2 separate regions of the Homo sapiens genome follow, and region 2 is linked to region 1. A link is an interaction called in ENCODE POLR2A ChIA-PET data of the cell type or tissue named here. Cell type or tissue: Panc1. All regions are shown on one strand.

Region 1 (5,000 bases):
AAATACTGAATTTTAGATGTTAAGGCTAGTAGAGCTGTACAAAAAACAACAGCTTCTTGTATGAATGTTCCTCAGTTTAAATATTTAGTGTTCTATTATCAGTATGTGGGCATTAAAAAAACAAGTCATTTGAAACTGATAGAGATAATTAAGAAATTCTTAGATTTTGGGTATAGGTGCTGCAACTTAGAATTTAAGTGTCGTCCAAAAGAGATTAGTATTGGTCATAACATGGACTCTAAAGCCACCATTTAAATGAAGCATGTAAAAAAGAATATTCTAGTACACAAAAGTTATTAATGGCCTAGAATGACCTCCTTCTCACTCATATGATGCAAAGAATAAAGTATATAAAAATGTTTGTTACAATGGCTATCCATAAAAAAGAAAACCCTCCAAAACAGCAAAATTGAATAGGTATCCACAGTCAACTTTATCCTGAAAATTGCCTAGAAATACTGGTTGTGATTACACAGCATCCTGAGACCAATGAATCTTTAGACAGTAATAATTTCCTACTCTAAAGCTATTCTCTACTTCCTCCTTAGTGACAGAGCTCCTTGCTGCTCAAATTTTATGCCAGATAAAATATTCACCTTCTCGGACTCCCTGGCACCAGGCATGGCCATGTAATGTAAGTGTAGGCAATGAGACTAGGTATGGACCCATTAGGGGTTTCTTAGAATGTTTTTGCTTTTCTAATATAGACAACCCTTTGTCTCTTTCTCTTTCTCCAGCCTACAGCACAGCTGATGAAAGAGAAGACATCTTGCTGCTATTTGACAAGCAAGAAGATAAAAGCTTTCCTATAAAGATGATGGAGCAAAAAAATAGAAGGGGCCTAGACTCCCTACCTTCACACTTCCTGCTATAAAAGCATTGCTATTATAAGGTTAATCTGCAGAAACAGACTTCTATGTCATATGCTTAAATGCATCAAAATTCATACAATATCCATTAAATTGGTAAAAGTATCCATTTTAAAGGATTAATCTGAGGGACCCACAGACACTTAACACAATCAAATCTCAGAAAAAAAATCAGTTATTTCATTGTGATTTTGAGGCTGATCTTTTATGATCTTTTAGTTATCAAACTGTTAAATACATTTTAACTTTCAAATTTTATGAATAAAGGAGATGAATCCTGTTATTTTCTCAGTGTGAGTGTGATGATGTGTGTCATATGTGCCTATGTATGCACACACATGTACTCAAGGAGCCTGAAAGGGACCATGACTTTCTGGGCACTCAATGCTACTTATCTCTAACTCCTCCTTCAAATGTCCCCATTCTAAGTCTACTTCCTTAGGGAATAGGTACAAATATATCCCATTAAACATGATTTAAGGATGTATTTATTTTAAACTTGTCATCACTGGTGGTTGGAGTGTGTGTGTGTGTGTGTGTGTGTGTGTGAATTCTGACTCATTTATTTTATCTGATGGTAAGATACCCTATTGAAGAGATATTTATTTATAGAGCCAAACAATGAGCTTCTTTCTCACTCTTGGACTTCTGCTCTAGCTGTCAGCCACTCTGAATATAGAGAACAATTAATAGCCAGTGATCTTTAATTTGGGAGGGAGAGTAATATAACCATTTCACATATTAGTAATTTAAGCCCTAAAGTGACATTTTTGTACAAAGTCAGTGCAGATGCTGTCTGCCTTGATAATAAAAATGGTCACTTTAAATATCACGTAAGCCACCCCATCACATCATCTCATTGAAATGAAGGAAGATGAAAAGTTACTGAGTCAAAACAATACTTGAAGGAAAACAACTTCTCAAAGTCTGGAAGCTGTTTCCATGGGAACTGGCTGGACTGATAAATAATTGGAGGCCTTTGCATATATTGTCCCTTAAATGTGAGCAGCACTTGGGAGGAAGAAGGCTGAACAAGGCTGCATTTTTGACCCACTGCCCATCCCTATTACAGAGATTTAGGGATTTTGCCAATCACAAATTCAAACAGCCATCCATTTCCTGAAACATAATTTAATTTTAGTGGTAGCTAGGGACATTGCTTCCTTAGATTTTACTACCCTCTGTGTACTGATATCCATCAAACACACAGAAAATGTGGTTCCTTGTAAAACAACATGAATAAAGAAGGGTTGGGAAAAATGTTACATGGAAACTTGCAATGTGATATCAACCGTAGGCAAGGACAGTACTTATAAGCAATGCTTGGGAGGTATATAAGATTCTTAAATACTGTTTCAGGGGGGAAAAATTTAAAGACAAGACAATCTGAATGATCCAGAAATAAAGTATCAACCTAGAAGACAGAAGAAGGCAACAGATTAGGATTCCTTTTCACTATAGTCAAGCATACTTAAAGCTAGAAATTGTTCAGAAAGTTACATACATTAATCTGCCTTCTGATTTAAGAATACAAGGAGGCTTCTGTCAACACTTAAGTAGGTAGTGAGAGATACCTACAGAAGCCTATGTCCCTTTTTTTTCATTTCAACTTTTAGTTACAGGGGTTACACGTGTAGATTTGTTACATGGGAATATTATGTGATGCTGAGGTTTGGAGTATAGATCCCGTCATCCAGGTAGTGAGCATAGTACCCAATAGGTAGTTGTTTAACCCACTCACCATTCTCTCTACTCTACAGTAGTCCACAGTGTCTGGTTGTTCCCATACTTATGTCCATGTTTTTAGCTCCCACTTACAAGCAGAAACTTGAAGTATTTGTTTTTCTATTTCTGCATTAATTTATTTAGGATTATGACCTCCAGCTCCATCCACGTTGCTGCAAAAATATGATTTCATTCATTTTTGTTGGATGCGTAGTGTTCCATTGTGTATATGTACCACATTTCCTTTATCCAATCTATGGTTGATGGACACCTGGGTTGATTCCCTGTCTTTGCTATTGTAAATAGTGTGACAATGAACATACGAGTGCTGTGTTTTTCTGGTAGAATGATTAATTTTCTTTTGGGTATATACCCAGTGATGGGATTGCTGGATCAAATGGTAGCTCTGTTTTAAGTTCTTTGAGAAATCTCCAGAGTGTTTTCCACAGCAGCTGGACTAATTTACATTCCTCCAACTGTGTATAAGCATTCTCTTTTTGACCCAGCCTTGCCAGCATCTGTTGTTTTTGACTTTTTAATAATAGCCATTCTGACTGGTGTGAGATGGTATCTCACTGTGGTTATGATTTCCATTTCTCTGGTGATTAATTATGATGAGTGTTTTTTCATCACTTGTATGTGTTTGTTGGCCACTTGTATGTATTCTTTTGAGTAGTGTCTGTTCATGTCCTTTGCCCATTTTTTTTAATGGCGGTTATTTGGCTTTTGCTTGTTGATTTGTTTAAGTTCCCTACAGATTCTGGGTATTAGGCCTTTATCAGATCCATAGTTTGCAAGCATCTTCCCCGCTTCTGTAGGTTGTCTGTTTACTTTGTTGATAGTTTCTTTTCCTATGCAGAAGCTCTTTAGTTTAATTAGTTCCTACTTGTCTATTTTTGTTTTTGTTGCAATTGCTTTTGGAGACTTAGCCAAAAATTTTTCACCATGGCCTATGTTGAGAATATTTCCTAGGTTGTCTTCCTCAATTTTTATAGTTTGAGAAATATTTAATCTATTTTGAGTTAATTTTTGTTATGGTGAAAGGTAGGGGTCCAGCTTCAATCTTTTGCATATGGCTAACCAGTTATCCCAGCACCATTTATTAAATAAAGATTCCTTTTTCCATTGCCTGTTTTTGCTGGCCTTGTCGAAGCTCAGATGGTTGTAGGTGTATGGCTTTATACCAGTACCAACCTTTTATAGTTACTGTGGCTTTACAGTATAGTTTGAAGTTGGGTAATATGATGCCTCTGGCTTTGTTCTTTTTGCTTAGCATTGCTTTGGCTATTTGGGCTCTTTTTAAAAAGAATTTTAAAATACTTTTTTCTAATTCTGTAAAGAATGATGCTGGTAGTTTGATGAAAATAGCATTGAATCTGTAAATTGCTCTGGGCAGTACGGCATTTTAAAAATATTGATTCTTCCAACCCATGAACATGCAGTTTTTCCATTTATTTGTATCATCTCTGATTTATTTAAGCAGTGTTTTGTAGTTCTTGTATAGATCTTTCAGCTCCTTTGTTAACTGTATTCCTAAATATTTCACTTTCTTTGTGTCTATTACCAGGCCTATTAAGTAGGAGTGAGTAATCTTTATTCAAGGATGAACACACAGAACAATATACAAGTGAATAAACAACACCTATCTTGAATAAAGAAAGCAGATGCAAACAAACTGTGACTTATGGATGAAATTCTTCATCTTAAGAGAAGGGGAGAATTATCCTAAAACACTTCTTGAAATGGTTTTGCTATAAGAAGCAGAATAAATTATTTTAAAACATGCAGAACTGAAGCAGGCAATCTAATTAAAAATATTTAGTAACACATATCCTGATAAACTTTTAGAAATGTTAAGAATAAAGAAATTATTAAAACCTGGGTTCCCAAATATATAGGTTACCTAGAAACCAGAAAAAAATACAAGAAAGCTAACATACGTTCCAGGCTGGCTTTAAAATTTAACCTTGGCAAGACCAAATACAAAAAGATAATGGAAAGTGTTTAATGAGATTTTTATTTTCCTTTTTCTTTTTCTGCAGGGTGACAAGGCCAAGTAGCAAGTGGCAACTGATTTTTATTTTAATTTTCTGATATGCAAGGGTTCATAAATTATGGTACTGACATAGACCCCTGAAAAGTTTACTCAAGCAAATAATCCAGGGGGCTAAAAGTTAATTAAAATTGAGAAGAACCAGAAAATTTGGTATAAATGTTCTTATGGTGAGCATTGATATAAGTGAATTCAAATAATTTCTGTACAAATGTTAATATAATTTAATATAGTGTAATAAATGTCACTTGAAAAAGAATATAATTTTAGAAAATAATTAAAGCTTAATAAGCTATACCTCTAACCTATAATCTATACTCCATAATAAATTAAGAAAGATCTGTAAGTGTAGA
Region 2 (5,000 bases), 110 kb before region 1:
AATCCCAACTAATATACATAAAAACTCCAAGAACTGGTACTTGAGTTCAGCAAGGTTCAAGGGTACAAGGTCGAAATGTAAAAATCAATCACATTTCTACATACGAACAATAAACACTGAAACTAAAATTTAAAACAGTACAATTTTCAATCACTTCGAATAAAATGAAATTCTTAGGTATACAGTTTAAAAATGTATGCTGAAAGCTTCGTAATGCTGATCAAATAAATACATGCTGATTAAAATGCTGATCTTCCAATACACGAACAGAGTATGTCTCTGTACTTAAATCATTCTTTGATTTAAAGAGAGAGACATACTCTGTTCGTGTATTGGAAGACTCAACATAGTAAGAATATATATTCTCCCAAAATTACTATCAAAATTCCACCAAGGCTTTTATAGATATAAAAAAAAATCTATTCTAAAGTTTATATGGAAAGGCATAGCCCCAAAATAGCTAAAGTGATTTTCAAAATTAATAAAGTGGGACACCTGGTTAAAAATCAACTCAAAATGCATTAAAGACTTAAATTTAAGACCTGAAACTATAAAATTGCTAGAAGGAAACAGGGGAAGTTTTCCTTGACATAGGACTAGTAATGATATTCTGAACATGACTCCAAAAGTACTGGCACAAAACTGAAAATTAAAAAAAAAAAAAACAGAATTGCATCAAACTAAAAAGCTTCTGCATAGCTCAGGAAAGAATCAACAGAGGGAAGAGACAACCTATGGATTGGGAGAAAATATTTGCAAGCCATACATCTGATAAGGGGTAAATATCCAAAATATATAAGGAACTCAAACAATTCAAAATATCATATGTATCCCACAAATATGTACAAATATTACATATCCATAAAAATTAAAAATAAACTAGGCATATCACCTGAGTAGACATTCAAAAGAAGACATACAAATTGCAAACAGGTATATAAAAAAATGTTTAACATCTCTAATCCTCAGACAAATGCAAATTAGAACCATCATGAGATATCACCTCACACCGATGGAATGTCTATTATTAAAAAGAAAAAAGATAAGTGTTGGTGAGGACACAAAGAAAAGGAAACCCTTGCATATCGTTTGTAGGAATGTAAATTAGACAGCCATTATAAAAAACAGTACAGAGGTTGCTTTTCTCAAAAAACTAAAAGTAGAACAACCATATGATCCAGTAAACGCACTATAGGTTATGTATCCAAAGGAAATGAAATCAGTACATCAAAGAGATATGAAGACTATGGTTAATACCTATATATGTATTACATTTTTAAAATTGGTAAAAGAGTAGATTTTAATGTCTCACCTGAAAAAATAAGTATGTGAGGTAATACATATGTTAATTAGCTCAAATAAGTCATTGCACCAATGTGATCATATTGTAAAACACAATGTTGTACACTATACATATATAACGACTTTATTTTTACATACAAAATAAATAATTTTAAAAACAACATGAGAAGAATCACTTTAGTTAATATTAAAGCTTGCTACATAGCTAGAGTAACTTAGACTGAGGGTCTTGGGTGAAGAGATAGACATATAGATCAATAAAACAGAATAAAGAATCCTATATTAGATCCCACACAATCATATTCAACTGATTTTTGACAATAGTGCAAAAGCAATTCAGTGGAGGAAGAATAACCCTTAAGTAAATAGTGCTGAAGGATCTGGCAAAAAAACTGATGTGAACTTTATACTTTTTATAAAAATTAACCCAGAATAGATCATAAATATATATGTAAAATATAAAACAAAAACACTTTTAGGAGAAAATCCTTGGGCAAAGAATTCTTAGAATTGACAACAGTTGCAAAATTCATAAAAAAATTAATTAGACCTCATCAAAATTAAAAAAAAAATACTTTTGCTCTGGTAAAACCCATGTGAAAAGAATGAAAAGGCAAGCTAGAAATTTGGAGAAAATATTTGCAAACCACATATCTAACAAAGGAGTAGGAAAAAAAAAACCTCTCAAAATATAACATTGGGAAACAATCTAATTAGAAACTGTGCAAAAGACATGAACATTCATTTCACCAAAAAGGAAATACAGATGGCAAATAAGCACATAAAAAATGTCCAATATTATTAGCTATCAGAGATACGCAAATTAAATTCACAATGAGCTATCACTATATACCTTTCAGAATAGCTAAATTTAAAAATGGTGACAATACCAAAGCGTGGAGAGAATGTGGAGAACTGAATCAATTGAATATTGTTGAAGGGATACAAAATGGTACAGCTAGTTTGGCAGTGTGTTATAAAACTAAACATGAAATTGCCATACAATCTTGCACTTGCACTCTTGGACATTTATTCCAGAAGAATAATAATTTATGTTCACACAAAAAAACTGTAAATGCATATTCATAGCACCTTTATTTGTAATATCCCCAAACTGAAATCAGCTCATATGTCCTTCAACAGGTGGATGGTTAAACAAACTGACATATACAATGGGATACTACTCAGCAACAAAGAGTAACAAGCTATTTTTTTAAAGTAACAAAATAGGCCAGGGGCGGTGGCTCAAGCCTGCAATCCTAGCACTTTGGGGGGCCGAGGCGGGCAGATCACTTGAGGTCAGGAGTTCAAAACCAGTCTGGCCAATATGATGAAACCCTGTCTCTACTAAAAATACAAAAAAATTAGCCAGGCATGGTGGCAGGTGCCTGTAATCCCAGCTACTCAGGAGGCTGAGGCAGGAGAATGGCTTGAACCCAGGTGGTGGAGGTTGTAGTGAGCCAAGATCGGGCCGCTGCACTCCAGCCTGGGTGATGGGTAATAGAGTGAGACTCTTGTCTCAAAAAAAAAAAAAAAAAAAAAAAGTAACAAAATAGTGATAGATGTGTCAACTGGATGAATTGCCAGTAAATTAGGTTGAGTGAAAAAAAAAAAAAGTTGGTGCGATGGCTCAGGCCTTAATCTCAGCAAGTTGGGAAGCCGACACAGGAGGATCACTTAAGCCCAGGGGTTGGAGACCAGCCTGGGCAACATGGTGAAACCCCGTTTCTACTACAAATACAATTAGCTGGGCATGGTGGTGGTGAGAGCCTGTGGTCCCAGCTACTCAGGAGGCTGAGGTGGGAGGATCGCTTGAGCCCAGGAAGTCGAGGTGGCAGTGAGCCATTGCACTCCAGCCCGGGCAATGGGAGTAAGATCCTGTATCAAAAAAACAAAAAACAAACAAACAAACAAAGAAAAATATATATATATCCAATCCCAAAATGTTATACACTGTATGATTCCATTTATACGACATTTTTGAAATAACAACATTTTCAAAATGGTGGATGGGTTAATGGTTTGATTGCCTGGGGTTAAAGACAAAGGGAAAGAGGGCAGGAGGAGGTGGGTGTGGTCACAACAGGGAAACAGAAGAGATCCTTGTGGGGTTGTAACTGTTCAGTATCTTGACTGTGATGAATATGAAAACCTACTGAGCTAATAAACGTTATAGTACTTAATACACACAAATAACCTCACATAAATGATTCCAAATAGAACTGGAAAAATTTGAATAATATTGGTGGATTGCATCAATGTCAGTATCTGGTTTTGATCTTATCCTATCATTTTTTCAAAATGTTATTATTGAAGGAAACTGGCAAATTAAACAAGGGGTCTCTGTATTATTTCTTATAACTGCATATTAATTTATAATTATCTCAAAAATGTTTCAATTAAAAAATCCTATTAAATTCCAGATTCACTATTAGTGTCCTTTTCTGTCCTATAACTATTGAAACAGAATTTTTTCATAGGATATATTATGATGTTGGGTAAAACACATACAAGCAGATAATTAATTCCTAATACATAATAATTTATTTCACACACAAAATTATCTTTATTAAATATGACAGTTCACAAAACTGCATTTTATATGCTTCTTAGCAACTTATAGAAATTACTGACCCAGGTTTAACAGAAATATTCACTCCTTCTAGATACAGGTGAACTTCTTGACTTTGAACATAGACTGCTAAGAAGGCTGAGGGTGAACCCTTGCAAATTAACTGATCCTGGCAAGTCAAAAAAGAGCGTAATGGGAAAGAATTAAGCTACAGACCAAATCCCTCTTCCTTCCACTTACCCATCCGTCGCAAGAATTTAATATTAGAAACTGCAAGAATAGTGCTGCTGCTAATAACTAGAAGAAATGACTATGAATATGTGGAAATGCATGGATTAAACTAATGGGGTACATGACATTTGACATTGGCCAATTCTTCTAGAGGACTTTTTAATCAGTGGAAAGTCCTATTCAGGGAGAGAATCTTAATGCATCATTGATGTTGCTTATTTTTTATTTTAATAGTGAGATAGTTTTAAACAAAATGGAGTGATTTTGGAGGGTGGAAGGAACAGAGCTGATCAGGCAATGCAGCAGAGAGTTAAAGCACAAAGCATTCTTGGAACCAGAAAGACCTGGCTTCAAAGCTGAAATTTTTCACCAGTGATGTTCTGTGCTGTTGGTTAAGTCAATTTATCTAAACCTTAGTTTCCTTCTCTGTAAAATAGTGTTTGCAACAGTAATGACTTTATAGAGTCATGGAAAATAATATATGAGATAATCTGTATGTTTTTAGCACAGTACCTGGCATAAATATATGCTCAATACAAGATTCTTATCCATTTGATTCACCTAGTTTTCAGGTAGGTTTTTTATACCAATTTATTGATGAATAAGCATTTCAAATGACTTTTTGTAAATGTTTTAACCCAAGACAAAGTTGGATGGATTTGGAATACTCTTCCCCATTAAGTCATATATATATGCTTATATATGTGACATATATATATATATATATGTCATTGACTGGTCAGTCTTCTTCAGAATTCATATCTACTTCAGATAACAAGGGCTGAATAGAGCCCCAAAGCCACAAGGGTGTGGAATCATCACCACGCCTTGACCCAAGCTTGTCTTCCACAGGATAATTTCCTATGAACTGGCCACCAGGTTTGAGAGTACTCCT

Evidence for each region. Peaks named below come from ENCODE experiments on the same cell type or tissue, not always from the same donor. Only the 100,000 strongest peaks of a DNase experiment are listed, where the experiment ranks them.
Region 2: POLR2A ChIA-PET joins it to region 1 with 6 read pairs; 2 of 35 experiments call an interaction of 5 or more read pairs at or near these places.

Annotation. Positions count from the first base shown.
Region 1 is chr7:79,470,046-79,475,045 of GRCh38, forward strand. It overlaps MAGI2-AS3 (MAGI2 antisense RNA 3), which reads left to right. Exons shown (of 4, transcript NR_038346.1): 4 at 738-1,163. Among named protein-coding and RNA genes, the nearest start is that of MAGI2, 19 kb to the left of the region's middle. In Panc1, no CTCF peak of the experiment used is centred here; no DNase peak of the experiment used is centred here; H3K27ac peaks cover 386 bases.
Region 2 is chr7:79,363,045-79,368,044 of GRCh38, forward strand. The region is part of intron 1 of MAGI2 (membrane associated guanylate kinase, WW and PDZ domain containing 2); the gene reads right to left. Among named protein-coding and RNA genes, the nearest start is that of MAGI2-AS3, 87 kb to the right of the region's middle. In Panc1, no CTCF peak of the experiment used is centred here; no DNase peak of the experiment used is centred here; H3K27ac peaks cover 646 bases.